4 separate regions of the Mus musculus genome follow, and all the other regions are linked to region 2. Evidence: chromatin loops called from intact Hi-C (ENCODE). Cell type or tissue: gastrocnemius. All regions are shown on one strand.

Region 1 (5,000 bases), 300 kb after region 2:
ATAAATGTGTCTACTGTGCAGAGGATTCTCCAGGCGCAGCATAATGGGGTTAGAGTTGTGCAGTTTTGCTGAAATGAGGACTCACTGCCTTTCCTTGCCTTAAAGGTTGCTCTTTTGATTTGCAAGCAAGCATGAACAAAGCACCAAAAGCTGCTTGGCCTCATTACATCGGATGACAAAGGAGACCTTAGAGTTTTACATCAGATCAGTGGAAAAACAATTATCTGGGGGAAAAAAAAGATGTGCAAACATTTTCCTACAGTGTTAAAGATTCAAGGCAATGTGTCTGGAATGTGTTCCTCCCTTCAGGAGGCCCCTCCATTCCATGAAACATCTGTCTCAATTTCCGCTCTTCCTGGAGCCCACTTTTCGTCTCTGCAAAGTCATTCCACCGAAGCTGCCTCACTATGATCACACTGATGGGAACCGTGTGTCTTTCTGTAGATGCACCCCAGATTCTCAGCTGGAGATTTCTGGCCAGGATTTGAGCATCCCTGGATGCCTCCTGCAATATCAAGCAATCTACTCTTAGATTCATGTTTGAAAGCAGGCATCCACACATTCACAGTGTCTTTGCACAAAATCCTGATGGTTATGTGCATATATGAATTAAATGCACATGAATTAAATGCATCTTGGACAAGGATGTTTAAAGAATATATTCCATAAGTATTATAAGTTGCTTATTAGGCTTCAACCTAAAAGTACAAAGATAGAGGCATAATTCAGTTACTATCTAATAGGCCTGGTTATGAAATCAACATGTAGGGTACAAAGGGGCCAAATAGAGAACCTAGGAAAACATTCCTTAAATTTATATTATTTTTATTAGTAATTAAATGTACTCAAGTCTATCAAAAGTGTAAAAATATGTCTCTTTAAAAATCACATAGTTATTATAAGACAAGCAGTAAATAACTAATCTAATTTATATCTCTGTTTTTGAAATTTCCATCCAGATAATAAGTAACTTAGAAATAATTTGTGTCGTTTTGCTTTTGTAATGAGTGCAAATTAATGCAGATGGGTGCACATTGGTGTGATCAATCAAGAATGTGAGATTTCTGGTGATATCGTGGGAACAGCAGACAAGAGGAGTGGAGTCAGGGTGTTTCTGCTCCAAATGTTTTTATCAGATCTCCATCTGAGGCTTACAAGGTTATGGAGAAGAACACACTTATCAAGAAATAGCATAAGGGAAGGGAACTGAAAATAAGTGGTTTCTAAAGCTCTTATAAATAATAACTCATACCAGAAAAGATATAAGGCAAAAAGGGGGAAATTTGAGAAAGTATTCTGAAAAATGTCAGGTTTGTGTGTGTGTGTGTTTCCATTTTAAATGACTCCTATTGTCAGTGTTCTCAAAGATGACAATTTTAATATAATCAGATGTTGTTGCAATATTTAGTATCCATGTGGAAATATCTATAACAAAAGGCATCTACAATCTATTACATCGTTTTCACACCATTATATATTTTGCCAAAGTTGGAAGATTAATTTCCAAAAAAAGGCCATTGAGGGTACCACAAAACAGGAAGTAAAGATTTGATTTTCAGAAGTAAAAACCTAAAGGAAGGAAATATTAGTATCTCAATAGTTATCAACAAGGGATGATGAGAGTGAACTGGGCTCACGTGTGAATGGGAATCTTTTGAATTTTGTTTTGCATAAGTTTGATTAAAGTGAATCTAACAACTATGCTGTTATAAAGCTGTATCATTAAAAAAAATAAGAGTGAGATTTTTTTTAGACCTGCCATGTGAAAAGAAAAATGTATGAAGCTCAAAGAAATAGCAACAAACGGGGGGCATTGAAACCAGTTCCAAAGATTTGAGAAACAAATTTTGGAAAACAGTAATTGTATTTCTGAGAAACATCGATGGGGCGAGGCCCACTGTGTTGATTGTAAGAACAGTAGTGACATCTTGTGGCACAGATGGACACATTTTACATTTGTACTATGGGCATGGAGGGTGATTGAGGTTACCTTGAAATTCTGTTTGTTTCCAGAACGAGAAAGTGTCTGAGAGGCTTTCTGGGAACAGAGAGCTCCTGACCCCAGGCCCACAGCTAGGGGACAACCAGGATGAAGACAAGGATGAAGAATCTACTCCCAGGCTGATCGATGGCTCTTCCCCACAGGAGCCAGAATTCCCGGGGCTTCTGGGTCCACACACCAACGAAGGTCAAATAAGTTATTACTCAATTAGAACCAAATACACATTGTCGCCTCTCAAAACTATCTAGTTTTAAGTCATTCCTCAAGGAATCTGCCTTGCATTGCAAAAGAAGTCATGAACTCTAAGGGAGAAATTAAGGGTGTTGTATTGCTAAGTAGTCATGTTGGCCATCAGTCTTGTAAATATTTATGCTTTTATCCATAGGTTGTTGCTGTTTCCAACCCTGGTCTGAGAAGTGTCTTATTAGAGTCTACTTCTGAGAGTAGACTCATTTTGTACAGAATGCTAATCATAAACACGGGCGAGTGCTCAGCCACAGATGGGACATCTACACTAATGCTTACCCACCACACCAAAGGGCTCAGAAAAGATCTTGAAATAGGGAACTCAAAACCATAGGTCTAGAAGGATGGGAAGGATGTTGCACCCGTAAACTCACAACCATTCTAGTTACTAACACTAGATCAAGACAGTTAAAATTCCAGCATGGGTGACAGAACGATCTCCCAAAACCCCACATCTACTAGGGAGGGAGCAATTAGCTTCTCAGTCCCTCAAGGGATAAATTTGCAACTGTGTATACGTGGGTTGTACTAACTCAACTCAGTGGGTCAAAATAAATAACAATAAATGAGGGCATATGAAGCTAGGGGGCAGATGAGATGGAAGATACTGAGGGAGTTATAGAGAGTAAGGGGTGTGCATGATGAGGATAGATGTATAAGTCTATGAAACCTTCAAAGAAGAAACAAACTTAAACAATCTTGCCAATTTTCAACTCCACTCCAAAAGGGAAGTAAATAAGCCAAAGACAAAAAAGTCAAGAATGTTGGAATACACTTTGAGTCATGGAGTTACTCCTGCATTTTGTCCTCAGACATAAGATAAGATTTTTATTATAATGCATCTTTGTCCTGCTGGAAAGAATCAAATAACCAAGGACTCAGGATGGAATTACTTGCCTGGCATCATTACTTGAAATCATTCTGGGCCATGTATTTTCAGGGCCCAGCACTGGATGAACTGATGGAAAGTCATCCCCTGAGATCAGTGCAGTCCAGTGCAGACGTGTAAGACATAGGGGATGCTGATTAGAATAAGGGCAACATGTTGTGCTGATTGGGTATTGGCTGTCTGTGGGCCACCAGAACAGCACACTGCAGCCTTCTTTCACCCCTTATAGTCTTTCTAGGGTGTTAATAATACTTAATTTTGCCCTTCGATAAGGAAGTTTTAATTTGCCAAGGGTAGTGATTTGTGGTTGAAAACCAATTTATTAAGATTCTAGACTCTATTTGTAGGAAAATGTTGCTCCCCTTCCCTACATCTCTCCATCCCAGAAGATAAGTCTCTAGAACTTACTTATCCTATATAAACTTATCCTATATATTCTTATTTATACTTCAGTTCCCCTTCTATATTTCCCTGTGCCCTGGCAAACATTATCCAACTCCCTGTCTAAATTTTCAAGTATTACAATTGAATTGTAAAGTCTCATCCTTGCTATCCAGTCACTGACTGTGATTTATGTCAACTCTTGGCAAAACTACAAGCTTTGGAGTAGAAACCTCTTTGATAAACAAGAAAAAGAAATGCCAGTATACTCTAAATGTGTGCAAAATCATTGAAAAGAATGAGTATAGAGTGCAGACGCACATACAAACTATTAAGTTAGTTTCTTTAAGGAATACATCATGTTTTTTTCCCCATGTGGTTAAATTTCTATGTCATAGAAAGCCACAAACAGAACCAAGAAGACACATGGACAAGTTTATGAAGTGTAAGTTTCCCAGATAGAGAAGGCAGCCACATAGGAAAACGAAACGTACCTAAAGCAGTAAGAGTGATTGAGGAATTTCAGTCATTTTTCTCTCTGTTTCATCCGTTCAAATCTACCCGTGCCCCCTTGCCTTCTCTCAAATCTGTGACTTTCAGATGGGTCAGAGGAAACAAAAAACATAATACTCCATCTTGTATTTATTTGCATTTTAAAGAATTCTATTCATGATTACTCTAGTTATATAATGTTCATGATTCACTCTCGTCTCTGCAACTCCTCCTATGTCTCCTCCCATATATTTTCCTTTAAAAATTATTGACTAACATAAACACAAGTATGTATAACTGCTGTATGTGTATATCTCCCTAAGTCCATCTAATGTTGTTCACTAATGTTTGGAACTGACCACTTAGGGATGGTGAACCTGCCTGGGAGCTTGTCCCTGAAGGAAATTGTTTTCCCCTTTCTTGGCAGCCATTGACTACTATAGTTCTTGTTCTAGGAGTAAGATGTTACAACAATTCCCACATCCACATTGATATGTCAGCGAGTGTTATCATGATGCAGGTCTTGATTGGATAACCCTGTTGTCGAGATTTCATAGCTATAGCTTCCCTGTCTTCTCTAAAAGAGCTTCTATAGCAGCAGGTTTCTCAGTCCTTTAGGTCTTATAAATCTTTCCATACTCTCTTCAATGTTACTGCTTGAGAATTAAATGTAGGAGCTACATTGTAGATGTATCCATTGTAGCTGGGTATTTCACAGTCTATGCATTTTGACCAGTTGTGGATCTCCATAATATTTTTGCTCTATTATAAAGAGAAACTTCTTTGATGGTAAGACTTACTCTTATCTGTAGATACAAAAATAGGTACTTAGAAATATAGATAGAAATGTATTGCTTTAAGGCATTAGCTTTAGTGGGCTCTCCTCTGGTGTCTTATCAGTTCCAGAGTCATGGATAGTTGGCTAGGATCTCTAGCCATCTGTCCTGTCTGTGCACAGAACCACGATCTTCCCTCCCCATGCCTTCTCCA
Region 2 (5,000 bases):
AAAAATTAACAAACAATGGCAAAGAAAGAAAAAGCCATGAGTGGGCTTCAGCCATCCTGGACATATTCTACAAACACTAAAATCTTCCTGTCTTTGTTCACATCCGCTCATGCGTCTGCCTCATGCGAACAGCGTGGTGGTACCTAGGTGCACATGCCTCAGGTGAATGTGGAAACCCAAGGTAGAGAGAGTCTCTTCACCCATAGGAATAGACCAGATATAGGAAAGCTAATTAATAAAATAATACATGATCATCTTTTGGATTTTCAAAGCTCAGTCAAAAATTTAAAATTAGGGGTTGTTTTATAGGTTGTTTGAAGCTACGAAATATACTTTGTGAAAATATATTTTAAGTTAGACCTTAAAGTCTCTTCCTTTATTTAATTTTCATGATTCGAGAGTTGTGCGTTTATACTATTGCTTTGATTTCCAGATCCCAACAGATGCCTCAAAAAGACAGCAACTAAAAAAGCATAAAACTGCATACCCCAAAGTGCCCATTATTCAGCCCTGAGCCTGCCAAGTTGTCAAGTGATATTATAGTTACACTCTTTAAAACACTCAAAACACAAAGCGGGATAAATGCAAAATGCTGAATTTTATAGATTTTGTCTGTTCCAAAGGGACTGTCCAACAGAAAGTCCGATAGTACGTCCAATTATTACAGCACATATGCTATGTGGCATTTATAAGTTATTTTGAGGGTTTTGGAAAGGGAGAGCTGTGCGTGACAACCACAGCAGTGCAGGCTGTGGAATTTAACTCCATCTTTCTCATCCTCCTGTTGGTAGAGCGAGAAACGCAGGATGCTACTTCAGCAATCATTGCCTCAATTATTTAAATTTGCTAAATTCACCGTGTGGCGAAGGTCATGAAACCCTTATTAGTCCGTGCAGGACAGCAGCAATGTTTTGTTAAAACCAGTGGAGTTTACAAGGCAGCGTTCCTGCTATGCTTTCAAATCTCTATGATTGTCTCATAACCAATTTAAAAAAAATGACGATATGGTATGTGGTATAACTTGAATTGAAAACCAATGACCATTTGCCTCTTTCATATGTAGCTGGTTACATGAACACAGGTGCCAGGGGAATGAACTCAGAGAATCATGGGTGCCATTCATTGTAGAATCCTCCAGGCCTCGAGTCTAACACCTAAAAGGTTTTTGACAGTGTGAAGTAGCTTAGTGGATGGCATTAAACGAAACTAGCTGTTTAATAATTGTATCTTCAATCTACCAACCCAGTGGAAATTACATCTATGCCAGACTTATGGATGTTTACGTACAGCTTGGAATCCAATCTAGGTAGCTCCCCAACTCCATTCCTGAAGCACTTTAAAGGTCACTCATAGTTTCCATTTTGGTGCAGAATTTTTGCTTTATTGATACTGTAACAGTGGAAGGTATGTCTTCATGCCTTAAAGATGTTCACATATATTATCCAGCAATTTGGTTTATCTCTCTACTAAACTTTATGAAAAATTTCATTCTGCCTCACATGCCCAAACCAGCTCAGCAGGACCACTCATTCCTGATTCTGGTTAAAAATAAGCAAGGCTCTTTTTCTTGAGCGAAATAAAAGAATATACATCTCTATTTTCCCCTATATATTGAAACAGCACAGTTCTTGAAGTTAAGGGCTATGCTTATCAAACATTTCTTCTAAGTATTAAGTGGAATTAAATTATATTATCGAAATATCTGTATTCAGGTCCAAGCCTAAAAGAAAATCATGATGTTAAGAGGTGGCTTAGGATTATGCTATTTTGATATGTCAAACAGAATGTGTTACAAGATCTGATGCAGTTAGCACAATTTCTAAAATCTGGACTCCCTGTTATTTACTAAGACTTTACTTGCAATTTTAGAGGTATTTTCGTTTAAATATCTATGGGATATAACTTTAAAACAGTATACTAAGATTGAAATTATTATTATCACTCTCATTTAAGAGTCAGTTAACTTTCTCTAGCTTCTCCACTGGGGGCCCTTTGTTCCATCCTATAGATGACTGTGACCATCCACTTCTGTATTTGCCAGGCACTGGCATAGCTTCACACGAGACAGCTATATCAGGGTCCTTTCAGCAAAATCTTGCTAGCAAATGCAATAGTGTCTGGGTATATGCAAATTGTATCTTGGGTATTCTAAATTTCTGGGCTAATATCTACTTATCAGTGAGTGCATATCAAGTGACTTCTTTTGTGATTGGGTTACCTCACTAAGGATGATATCCTCCAGATACATCCATTTGCCCAAGAATTTCACAAATTCATTGTTTTTAATAGCTGAGTAGTACTCCATTGTGTAAATGTACCACATTTTCAAGGAGCTGAAGGGATCTGCAACCCTATAGGTGGAACAATAATATGAACTAGCCAGTATCCCCAGAGCTCCTGTCTCTAGCTGCATATGTAGCAGAAAATGGCCTAGTCGGCCATCATTGGGAAGGGAGGCCCCTTGCAAACTTTATATGCCCTAGTACAGGGGAATGCCAGGGCCAAGAAGTGGGAGTGGGTGGGTAGGGGAGCAAGGCGGGGGTAGGGTATAGGGAACTTTCGGGATAGCATTTGAAATGTAAATAAAGAAAATATCTAATTTTAAAAAGGCAAAAAAAAAAAAAGAAGAAGAAGAAGAAGAAGAAAAGAAAAACAAAACAAACAAACAAAAGCCAGTTAACAGACATTAAAGTTGAGCTCTTGGGTGCTATTCCCATGTTGTCCAGTAGGTGGGGCTTGTGTACTCTTCATCTTTACCAGGGAGCAGAGAACCGGGGGAGCCAGAGGGACCAGAGTTTCCAGAATTGTTTCTTCTTTAACTCTAGTTGGTTACTGGCCACACCAGTAATCTGCATTTTTGCAAATGCAGCTACTTGTGCTCAACAAGCTCCTAGGATACAAATAAATCTGATTTTGTGATTTAGATTGGTTTTAACATTGCAGTTTATTAAGTTTACAACGATCTTTCCTCCATTTAGATCTTTGGAAAATGTTTTTTTCTTTTTCTTTTTTTAAAAGGTTATGTTGATCTATTTGCAGTTATCCTTTGAATTAAAGTGTGTAAGCCACATATATACACGTCTAGACTCTTATAAACACATCTTCCAGACAATCCAAATCCAGAAGAATAAAATTTTCAATCAGGAGATTATTTAAAATGCAACCAAACAGAAGAAGCAAGAGGAGAGCAAGCTGGAAAGATTCACACGAGACAAGAAATAACAGAGGAGTCCTAAAAGCAAATATATACATCCTCCCATCCAGTGTGTAAATCTAACAGCTTCCTTGTATAAAGGAGGCAACAAAGTCCCAGAAAGCTGAAGGCGTGAATGCAGTCGGACAGGACCCAACACCCACTCCCTCCTCTCGTGAGACTGTGCAGGATTTACCAAAGAGATGCACTAGATCTGAGCCTGAGGAAGCACAACTTTAATTTTGACAATTGAAATTTCCTTATAATGATTCTTCCTTGGGCACATGCTAATATTAGCCACAATATGCTCTCAGAATCCCAGCAAGAAATGTGATCATTTGTTCAGCGTGTAAATTAAAGACCTACGCTACTTAACAGAGTACCCTTTAATCATGGGACCATTGAGTTGAACTCAACATCAAATTACGTTACATAAAATTATGAGTTGATTTCTGTTGCATTTTTTTTAGCTTAATTAAAGTGGTTAGGAGCTCCATATAATCCCAGAGTATAGATTGGTTTGTGCTGACTTTTTGATTTCTTTAGACTTTTGCTAAGGAGCTACCATACAAGCCATGCCTGGCATACATCAATAATCTTTGCAATTCCAGTTATTAGAATTTCCTTATGTAAAGAAAGAATAATATTTGTAGCTGCCATATTGAATAGGGCACATGTGGGTAGTCATTTATTTCTTTAATTTACTTTTACCATATAATTTACCTTTTAGTCTTTTCTTTTTTAGATTATAGTATTTTTTAGATTATAGACATCATGTCTTCCGCTCTTTCCTTCCACTGATCTGATCCTTCCCACATCAACTTCATTGCTCTTGTTCAAATTTTCATTGTTGTTACATGCATATATGTACACATAGTATATTCATACATATTCATAAATATAAGCAGTTTAGTCTGTATGTTACTCATGTATGTTTTCAGGCTTGACTCTTTGGTATTGGATAGCTAAGTGATATGCTCCTGCAGGAGAAATATTATTTCTCTCTCTCATCACTCCTTATGTGGCTGTCGTTCTTTGTGTATGGTTATAGTTCTGTGGGCTTTCTCCACCTATGTTGGCATGTCTGTTGTTCTTGTTCAGCTTCATGTTTCAGCATTCATACTAGTGAGACTTTATTGGTGTAGCCTTTGACACTTCCAGGAGACACAATCTCTCATGAATCTCCTGTGTCCCTTAATGGTCCTTCAAATCCCATCTTCCAGAATCTTCCCGGATCCCAAAGTGAGGGAGCGTTTTGTAAATGGATCCACTGGGACTGGGATCAAAAGCACAGTGCCAGACATAAAAAGCCCTGTTTTGAGTTGTTGGTCAGGGATGTCCAAGAGATCCCAGAACATACAGCCTCTTGCTATTGTCCTTGGTTGCCCACACAGAGGCAGAAGTTAAGTCCCTATTGCTGGAGACAGACACCATGCTTTTCAGAAACAGACCCTGGAGGCCCTTGAGCTGGATTTGATGGAGAGCCTTCCTAAGGACTTGCTTTTATGGTACCAGAAGGTGCTATGCATGCCTTTGCTACCACTGTGGATAGCCTGTTGTAGATAACTAACTGTGGAGGTCATAGAGAGAAGGGGACACAAAGTCACCTTCACGCATGACATTCAAGTCACCAAGTGCATTTCTTTCCTAGTTTACTTAGATTCAGAGGCAAACTTCCAAGTATCTATGAACAACGTTCAAGTGACTGTCACTTTATGCGCTTCTGCATCCCTGCCCTTGCATCGCTGACCACTCAATTTTATGTTAATTTTCCCATTGAGTGTCTGATGCACATCAGCCATTGAAA
Region 3 (5,000 bases), 330 kb after region 2:
CCCTGACACTATCACTGATGTCAAGAAGTGCTTGCTGACAGAAGCCTGGTATAGCTGTCCCCTGAGAGGCTCTGCTAGCACCTGACCAATACAGATGCAAATACTCAAAGCAATCATTGGAATGAGCCTGGGGATCCCAGTGGAAGAGTTAGGGTAAGGACTAAAGGAGCTGAAGAAGGCAATTATAACCCCAGAGAAAGAATAACAATATCAATTAACTAGACCCCCCCCCCCAGGACTCCCAGGAGTAAACCACCCACCAAAGAGTACACATGGAGGAACCTATGGCTCCAGCTGCATATGTAGCAGAGAATGGACTTATCAATGGGAGGGGAGGCCCTTGGTCCTGTGAAGGCTTGATACCCCAGCATAAGGGGGATGCTAGAGTAGTAAGGTAGGAATGGGGCTGTGAGGGAGCACTGTCATAAAGGCAAAGGGGAGGGGCATGGGATGGAGACATTGTGCAGGGGGACAACATTTGAAATATAAATAAAATAAGCAATTAAAACAAAAAAAGCTGGGTGCCTAGGTATACACCTGAAACCCCAGGGATCAGGAGTTGAAGATAGGCCAATAACTGAATGTCATGGTCCAGCCAGCCAGCCATTGATGAACTCCACGTCCCAAAGTGAATTGATTTCTGTCTCTGTCTCTGTCTCTCTTTCTCTCTCTCTGTCACACACACACACACAAACACACACACACACACACACACACACACACACACACACACACACACAGTAAATTCGATGGTCCCTTGTACACCAGTTTGTTCCAAGTTTTCTCTATAAGAAAATAAGATATAATTTGCTAAACACATGAAACTCAAGAAGAATGAAGACTGAAGTGTGGGCACTATGCCCCTCCTTAGATTTGGGAACAAAACACCCATGGAAGGAGTTACAGATACAAAGTTTGGAGCTGAGATGAAAGGATGGACCATGTAGAGACTGCCATATCCAGGGATCCACCCCATAATCAGCATCCAAACGCTGACACCATTGCATACACTAGCAAGATTTTATTGAAAGGACCCAGATGTAGCTGTCTCTTGTGAGACTATGCCGGGGCCTAGCAAACACAGAAGTGGATGCTCACAGTCAGCTAATGGATGGATCATAGGGCTCCCAATGGAGGAGCTAGAGAAAGTAGCCAAGGAGCTAAAGGGATCTGCAACCCTATAGGTGGAACAACATTATGAACTAACCAGTACCCCGGAGCTCTTGACTCTAGCTGCATATGTATCAAAAGATGGCCTAGTCGGCCATCACTGGAAAGAGAGGCCCATTGGACTTGCAAACTTTATATGCCCCAGTACAGGGGAACACCAGGGCCAAAAAGGGGGAGTGGGTGGGCAGGGGAGTGGGGGTGGGTGGATATGGGGGACTTTTGGTATAGCATTGGAAATGTAAAGGAGCTAAATACCTAATAAAAAATGGAAAAAAAAAGAAAATAAAACAAAAAGTATATGTTAAATAAGATGTGGATGTGAAGGATTTATAACATCTTCTACAGGCACACCTTGAACTACCTAGACTCTTGCTTCTTTTACACGAGTCCCTATAAACCAGGCAGCCAGACTTCTGCATCCTGAAATCTTCTTATGTTGCTTTTGAGTTCCAGGATATACAGTGCTACACCGAGTGTCTCAAACAAACAACTATAAAAAAAAGACTGTTCCCAATTTAAGACACTGATTCCAGGCTGCAGCAGATGCATCTCACAGTCAGAATGCTGAGTTTTGAGTCGGCTTCATATTGCTACTTCACCCTAAATTGATGCTGTAGATATTCAATATTGCAATTTTAAGAATTGTCATGTAGCATTTGTTTTATAAGAGAATTGAGAGGAATAGCTGTAACACAAGCTGGGTGATTGCTAACATGTACTTTTCTATTTGTTCAAATTCTATTGGATGGATTTAATATCCCAGGATAATTGATAGGAAAACTTTTATAATATATATGATTCAACCTTTATATTTTCTTACACATTTCAGAAAGACATTAATTGTATGGAACAATTTATGCCATTGATGTTGACATGCTTGGGCATTTCCACATGGCATTTGAAGTATTTATGACTGATAATTCTTACCTATAGATATATTTATACTTTTCATGTATATTTTTAGTACCATTAATTTAATGTTAGTCTATGTAATTTACTACTTCTCAAAAAAGTTTTAAACACATTGTATCATTTGACACTACCAAAGTTCATTGAGTTGACTTTCCAACTCAACGCTCCATATGCAGTTAGGGGTTTTGTATTTTCTTAGGTTTTGATTGGTGGTGGAATTTCCTTTAACTGGAAAGGCAAAATGTAGACTGCCAAACTGAAGTCCAGATGAAGTCAAAATGGCTCTCTGCAGTCTTTCTGTATGTCTTGCAGCTTTATAAAGCCTATATTTTCATTTTTTAAAAAAGTAGTAAAATGTTAATATTTCCACTCTTTAAAATGTTATGTGGTTCCAAACTACTTTCCGCACAAATATTTAAACAGAAAACAATGTTAATAGAATTGACTCTTCTTTCTCTCATTGAGTGTATGCTCTGAAAAGCTTGAAACTTGTTCCCTAGCTTAATATACAGCTGCCACCTAGTGGCCATGGTACATATGTCCTATGGTTGGAAGATGTTTTATCCACAGGAGCATTTTTGAAAGACATAGTACAGTTGAGATTGGATGTGTTCCCTAAGCCTCAGAAAGTCACCACTAACTAGTTACACACACATAAAGATAATAAGAAATTGTCACAATGTAAACTTCTGAGAATTGTAGATCTGCTTATTTAATTTGATTTAATCAGCATCTCATTCATAAAAAAAGGTAAAAAAGGAAAACAGCACATTAGTACATGTAAGAATAAAGGGATTGGGTTGGCAAAAAGCACTGTAACATTAAAATGTATTTGCTGGGCCTTTAATCCCAGCACTTGGGAGGCAGAGGCAGGCAGATTTCTGAGTTTGAGGCCAGCTTGGTCTACAGAGTGAGTTCCAGGACAGCAAGAGCTATACAAGCAACAGCTATACAGAGAAACCCTGTCTCGAATATATATGTATGTATTTGCTATGATATATGCATATATATATATGTATATATATGTGTGTGTGTGTGTGTGTATGTCTCTCTCTCTCTCTCTCTCTATATATATATATATATATATATAGAGAGAGAGAGAGAGAGAGAGAGCGCTATGTGATTCCCTGTGTTTTTTATACACAAGACTAAGATATAGAGGGAAAATAAAGGTTTAAGAAATCCTTAGATTCACATATATTTTAGAATTCTGTGCATTTTTATGTGCTTCCAGTAACTTTACCTATTTATGTTTTATCAAAAAGCATTCCCAATGGAGGAGCTAGAGAAAGTACCCAAGGAGTTAAAGGGGTATGCAACCCTATAGATGGAACAACAATATGAACTAACCAGTACCCCCAGAGCTCGTGTCTCTAGCTGCATATGTATCGGCCATCACTGGAAAGAGAGGCCCATTGGACTTGCAAACTTTATATGCCCCAGTACAGGGGAATACCAGGGCCAAAAAGGGGGAGTGGGTGGGCAGGGGAGTGGGGGTGGGTGGATATGGGGGACTTTTGGTATAGCATTGGAAATGTAAATGAGTTAAATACCTAATAAAAAATGGAAAACAAAAAAAAAAAAAAAAAAAAAGATGGCCTAGTTGGCCATCATTGGAAAGAGAGGCCCCTTGGTCTTGCAAACTTTATATGCCTCAGTACTGGAGAACACCAGGGACAAGAGGTGGGAGTGGGTGGGTAGGGAAGTGGGGGAGGGGCGGAGGATCTGGAGGACTTTTGGGATAGCATTTGAAATGTAAATGAAGAAAATACCTAATTAAAAAAAAAGATAAAAACAAAAGCATTCTCACAGTGAATCTGTTGAGTCCCTTTTAACATATATGGACCACTAATTATGGTTTTCACTAACTATATTTGTTTTCTTTCAAAGGTGCCAGGAAAGAGGAAAGTTAACAAGTTTGTGATTTATATGTTTAAGTATGAAATCCAAATTGTTAAGCTAAATAACGTTTAATACCTTAATCCTAAGAAGTACAACCTAACAACATGTGTTCCTTCCTTGACCTACTTTTAAAAGTGAGATGTGTACTTGCTGCTCCTGGGACCTGAGCATCATTTAATTCATTAATGATCTCAGCCATCAGTTAGAGCAATAGGTTTCTGAGGGAAGAAACAACCAGCTTGTTTGTTACTGGTCTGACAAACTGAGGGTAATTGACATTTTTATTACTGTCCTATTTTCAGCTCTTCGCAGCTGTTCAGATGGTGTTAGGAGAGCAAACATGCAGGCTGAGAATACCTGCCTTCGCTAAAGATGGAGTCTCTGTGCATACATCTTTGTTAGCAATGCATTCATGGGTAGCTCAGAGTCCCTAGAGGAAGAGAAGATACTATCGTTCTATGAGCCTCATATTCCACTGCATGGATATTCACTTCACTTTGCAAGCTGTGCTGAGTTGTCAATGATTCTCTTCCTTCTAGAAAAGTACATAGGGCAAAAACTGCACCATTTATTTCTAGTGAAGAATCCTATAATGGTATCAGTGTTTATGGGAAATAGAGAAACTAAAATAGCTATATGAAATGAATGGTAATTATAACCTAGTTCAGTTCTAACCGAGGAGCAAAATGACTTACTCCAGTATGAACTAAATCCACTTCTGTAGGGTAGAAAAGCAGAGGAAAGTGTAGACAGGGTACAGGGCACCTCTCTGGCATTCCAGAGCCTCTTCTCTTAGTATGGTCCTTGGAAGTGACTAACTTTCACCAGAAATAATAATAGTAATAATAGTAATAATAATAATAACAATAATAATAATAATAATAGAGTTGTTAATGCAAAGATCAATTCTCAATTCCATAGTCTTGGTGACCTTTGACCATGGAATCATGAAAGTGACCCACTTGGAAAATACTCACCATAATATTATTGCTCATGATGCATTAAAAAATGCATGT
Region 4 (5,000 bases), 310 kb after region 2:
ATTAAAAATACTGTGAGTTCTTATGTGCAGCTACCCTGCTGTGTACAGAAGATAATGTTCCATCGCAGTTATTCATTACTTCAGGATATTACATTCCTTCTGCCTCCTCTTCTTCAATGATCCCAAGCTTTAGGAAGGAGATTGGTTTTGCTTAGTTCAGATTGTGACTGTTTCCTGCTTTTTCCCTCCTGAAGTAAAAATCTATTAAACCATTTTTTTTTTATTTTGAAAGGAACCCACAGTTGAGAGATATTAAATTTTAACAGAGACTAAATATTTTAAAGGACTGAATTTTTAACTGAATTTTAAGACCATAGGACATTAAAAATTTAGAATGTTTATAATACAGTGTTGCTATTAACATGTGATCATGGAAATAAACAGGGAACAGAGGTGGTGGGCTACGAATCATGTATTTGTTTGTAAAGTTGACAAAGGTCAGTTGTGCTGTCTGGCTTTATGTCAACTTGTCATAAACTAGGGACATCTCTGAGAAGGGAACCTCTAAGACTGGGCTGTAGGCAAGCGTGGGAGGCATTTTTCCTTCTATTTTCTTCTTTTCTTTGTAAGGCATTTTCTTAATTAGTGATTGATACAGGAAGACCTACCCTATTGTGGATTTTGACATCCCTGAGCTTATGATTCTGGCATATATATATATATATATATATATATATATATATATATATATATATGCCAAACTTTATAAGCCATGAGAGCAAGACAGCAGTCAGCACTCTTCCATGGCCTATATATGAACTCCTGCCAAGGAGTTCCTGCCCTGTACAAGTTCCTATCCTAACTTCCTGCAATGATGAGATGAGAGTTGAGAATTTAATTCAAATAAACTTCCTCTGCAATTTGTTTTTGATCATGGCATTTTATCACAGCAATAGAAACCTTAACTAAGACAGGGACCCTAGAAAGAAAATCTATAACCACAACCTTGCTAGACTAGCATAATTTTTTCCTACATACTATATCTTACACACCACATCCACAGTGTACTTACAGATGACCATAGCTACCAGCCCTCATCAAAAAAACTTCTCTTTATAGCACATGGAGATTGTCTTTGTTAGGGATTTACTGCTATGAACAGACACCATGACCAAAGCAACTCTTATAAGGACATTTAATTGGGACTGGCTTACAGGTTCCAAGGATCAGTCCATTATAGTCAAGGCAGGAACATGGTTGAGTCCAGGCAGGAATGATGCAGGAGGAGGTAAAAATTCTTCATTTTCATCTAAAGGCTTCTAGCAGAATACTGGTTTCCAGGCAGTTGAGATGGGGGTCTTAAAGCTTACAGTGACACATCTACTCCAACAAGGCCACACCTCTAAACAGTGCCCCTCCTTGAGCCAAGCATATACAAACCATCACAAAAATCATCAGAGAAAATCATAACTGCACACTATGCAGAGATGGACAGATAGTGGGCACAATGGATGCCACATTGGATACATCTATATCAAAGCTACTGTATCTATGGCTCTGGGAACATCAACGAAGAGGGATTACAAAGACTGTAAGGGTCAGAACACCAGAAAGTCTACTGTGAAGTGGCTATCCAATGAAGACTGGAATAATGTCAGTATCAGTAGTCATGGTAGTATGAAGAGGGGGTATTTTTAGTGGTGATCCACTCCTAAACATGGAAATACAGCCAACTAATGGATTCTGGCAGAAGGAGAAATGATGTATTCCAAGGTTGAGCCCTTTTATTGATCACCCAATGCAATATATCATTTTAATCCTAAAACCACATACAGAGAGAGAGAGAGACAGAGAGAGAGAGAGACAGAGAGACAGAGAGAGACAGAGACAGACAGACAGACAGACAGAGGAAGACAGAGAGACAGACAGGGACAGAGACAAAGACAGAGACAGACACATACATAAAGTGGACTCAGCAGGTAGTATTTGTATATTTGTGCATATGTTTACATGCGTGTACAACAATAATAATCAAATAAAGGCTATTAGTTTGTGTGGGTCACTGTAGAGTTGGAGGGTAGGTATATGTGAAGGGAAGAGAGAGAAAGGGGAAGGAGGAAAATGATTCTATTGTAATTTAAAATGTATATATATATTTTAAAAGAAGATTTGAGTCTATGTTCATTCTGAATACAGATGAGTGCTGAAGGAGTTTTGGATGAACTACTACTGCCACCAAGTGTTAGGATTACAACACAGAGATATCTGTCTTCTATTGAAAATATAGCGTAAGGCGCATCAAGCTATTTCACTATATCACATCTGTTTGAATTTCAAAATGTCAGCAGTGTCATTAAAACTGTCTAGATAAAGTAAATGCTGGGGAATCGTTATTTTCTGGGTTTCCTTATTATACTCAGTCAAAAATAAACTTAATACAATTAATAAGCAAAAGTGTTGGTGATTTTGTTTCCACTAATGCGATGGCCATTATTATGGCATACAGACAGACAGACAGACAGGCAGGCAGGCATATGCACGCGCGTGTACACACACACACACACACACACACACACACAGAGTACAAGGGAAATGTTGCTAGAAAGAACTATAGTGATTGTCTTTGCTGGTTTAATGAACTGAGAGACTGCACAAAAAGAGTCCATGCCATGTAACATGGTTTCCAAGGTCTTGAGTTATGCAGGTGGACTTTGACCCATGATGGTAACTTCCAGTGACCGGAAAACTGTCAGTAAGCCCAGGCACAGTCATAAGGCAGCAAATACGTGCAATAACATAAATGATTTTCTGCTTGGTTTCTCAGGTGACAATCTAACACATTCCTTTCTGCACCGCTCGGGTCAATCCTTAGGGAAGAGAAGGCTATGCTGTTCCTCGGATCCTAACCACTAGAAGCTGACATTTCAATGAATTATGCCTTAAGCAACCTCATCTGTCATAATTTGATTATGCAAAGGCAAAAACAGTAATAATGTATATGGACATCATAAATGTATCGTTTGAAGCTTGAATCAGAGTGTTTCATTTCTCAACATGTAATGTACACAAATCAAGTACAAATGTCTTTTTAAAAAAATCTCCTATCATGCCCCTGGTGGGAATGTTAACCATGACAGTAAATTGCCTTAAGCCATAGCTGCATTGCTCTGCCAGTATATTAAAAAGCTTATATTACAATCCTAATGTTATATAAAAGAAATCTGAAAACCCAGGAGCTAGAGAGCGGTTTCAGTGGTTAAAAGTGTGTGCTCAGCCTCTACCACTCATTCAGAGGAAAAGGGGAAGGATTGTGGTAGAGAGTGACTGGGAGAGGGCAGTGAGAGGGATACAAAGTGAATAAGTAAGAGAGAGAGAGAGAGAGAGAGAGAGAGAGAGAGAGAGAGAGAGAGATGATGATGATGATGATGGATGGATGGATAGATAGATAGATAGATAGATAGATAGATAGACAGACAGACAGACAGACAGACAGACAGACAGACAGACAGATAGATAGATAGATAGATAGATAGAATTTAAAACATAACAAAGAGTGTTTGATCTTCTTCCAGAGAACCAAAGTCCAGTGCCTAGCACCTAAATGGGGTTGCTTACAGTAATCTGTCATTGTGACTCCAGATGATTCCACACCTTCTTCTGACTTAGGGGCCTCCTCACATGTGTTACATACTCACACAGGAACACATAGAAAATAATTTAAAATTTTAAAAATAGAAAATAATAAAATAATTTAGAAAAAGAAATTTTTATAAATCCTGAATTACAAACTGCTGCTTTCTTAAGAACAGGGCAAATTCTACTGACTCAATATGCTTTAGTATTTACAACTAATAAAGAAATGCTAATACCATTTTACTAAAAATCAACTGATCAAAAATAATCAATGTAAATTATTGGTAAGAAGGTTCACATCTTTTCTTAAAAATTAGAAAAAAGGGGATTTCACCATAATAATGCAAACTATTGATCTCACCCTTAAAACCCGTCCTGAGACCTTTAAGAAATGTCCCAGCTAGCACTGAGCCATTTTGAGTTAATGACTACAGTGTCTGCCAACCTTATAAATATGCCTCTAGAAGAGGATTCAGGAGAGCAAACGAGTCATTGCTCTGCATTTTGAGTTTAGTAGGTTGCTCTAAACAAGCCACTGAAAGAGCAACATCGAATAAAGCCTGTGGAGTCTATACTCCTACTGCAACTGGAGTCCTAACTCAAGAAGACTCATTGTGGTCTGAGTATGCAGAGAATGTACACTAGACCTCAGTAGGCTTCAGGGCTTTTGAACATGTTGCTTCTCTAATATTTACTTGATGTTCTGATGTTCAATGTGGAGTGCTCTGTTTTCTGTAATTCTGTTTACCACCAAAAAATGTGATAGTAATATTCTAAGATTTTTTTCCCCATCTATGTATGACCAAACCTGTAAGCGTCCTTGTTCTACAAAAATGAGCTCAAGGCTCAGGGGATGACTATTGTTGCATAAGAATTAGTGTCAGGTGTTCTTTTTTGTATATAGTATATGAGAAGTCAAAATGAAAGTGATGGTTGGTACTGAATATTTAGGAGTACCTGTGTTTTGTTTTCCTTTTTTTTTTTCTTCAGTCCTCTTTCCAACCCTGGGGGCTGCACACTATATAAAACAGAACCATGCTTACAGAATGGATGAGGAACCGCAGGCTTCCTAAGAGCTTCCTAAGGGAAATAAATCTGATTCATAGCCATTTTCCTAAGTCAAACACTATGTCTTACTATGAAAGTTAAAGGGACCTGGTGCATGCATTATAATATTCTTATAATTTTCTGATTCTCTTTTTGTTTTTTTTTTTTCACTGAATATTCCTGTTCTCAAAATCAAGTCCAAGATAATGCCTAGTCAACAGACTAATTCTAGAGTACTAGAATTAGTAAGGTGCTTTCTCCGGTAGGTTTTAGTATCACAAGGGATCTGTGAAAGATGATTTCATAGTACAGTGATCCTGTGAGCTTAAAGACTAGCTAGCTATAAAGTCTATCAGTCCCTAGCACACTGAATAAACGAG

The links. A loop is a pair of places that touch in the nucleus more often than their neighbours do. Peaks named below come from ENCODE experiments on the same cell type or tissue, not always from the same donor. Only the 100,000 strongest peaks of a DNase experiment are listed, where the experiment ranks them.
Region 1: a loop joins it to region 2, with 4 times the contacts of the local background. A loop is called at or near these places in 25 of 42 quality-filtered maps.
Region 3: a loop joins it to region 2, with 3 times the contacts of the local background. A loop is called at or near these places in 17 of 42 quality-filtered maps.
Region 4: a loop joins it to region 2, with 4 times the contacts of the local background. A loop is called at or near these places in 36 of 42 quality-filtered maps.

Annotation. Positions count from the first base shown.
Region 1 is chr10:97,668,485-97,673,484 of GRCm38, forward strand. It overlaps Epyc (epiphycan), which reads left to right. Exons shown (of 7, transcript NM_001379456.1): 3 at 2,014-2,188. Among named protein-coding and RNA genes, the nearest start is that of Ccer1, 22 kb to the right of the region's middle. In gastrocnemius, a CTCF peak has its summit at 1,928 (motif pointing left); DNase peaks (open chromatin) are centred at 1,986 and 4,974; H3K27ac peaks cover 1,882 bases.
Region 2 is chr10:97,373,264-97,378,263 of GRCm38, forward strand. No RefSeq gene overlaps it. Among named protein-coding and RNA genes, the nearest start is that of Mir3966, 48 kb to the right of the region's middle. In gastrocnemius, a CTCF peak has its summit at 2,726; a DNase peak (open chromatin) is centred at 2,736; H3K27ac peaks cover 1,552 bases.
Region 3 is chr10:97,702,166-97,707,165 of GRCm38, forward strand. All of the region lies in intron 4 of Gm10754 (predicted gene 10754), which reads right to left. Among named protein-coding and RNA genes, the nearest start is that of 4930525C09Rik, 10 kb to the right of the region's middle. In gastrocnemius, a CTCF peak has its summit at 2,607 (motif pointing left); a DNase peak (open chromatin) is centred at 2,603.
Region 4 is chr10:97,687,445-97,692,444 of GRCm38, forward strand. All of the region lies in intron 4 of Gm10754 (predicted gene 10754), which reads right to left. Among named protein-coding and RNA genes, the nearest start is that of Ccer1, 3.1 kb to the right of the region's middle. In gastrocnemius, a CTCF peak has its summit at 2,187; no DNase peak of the experiment used is centred here.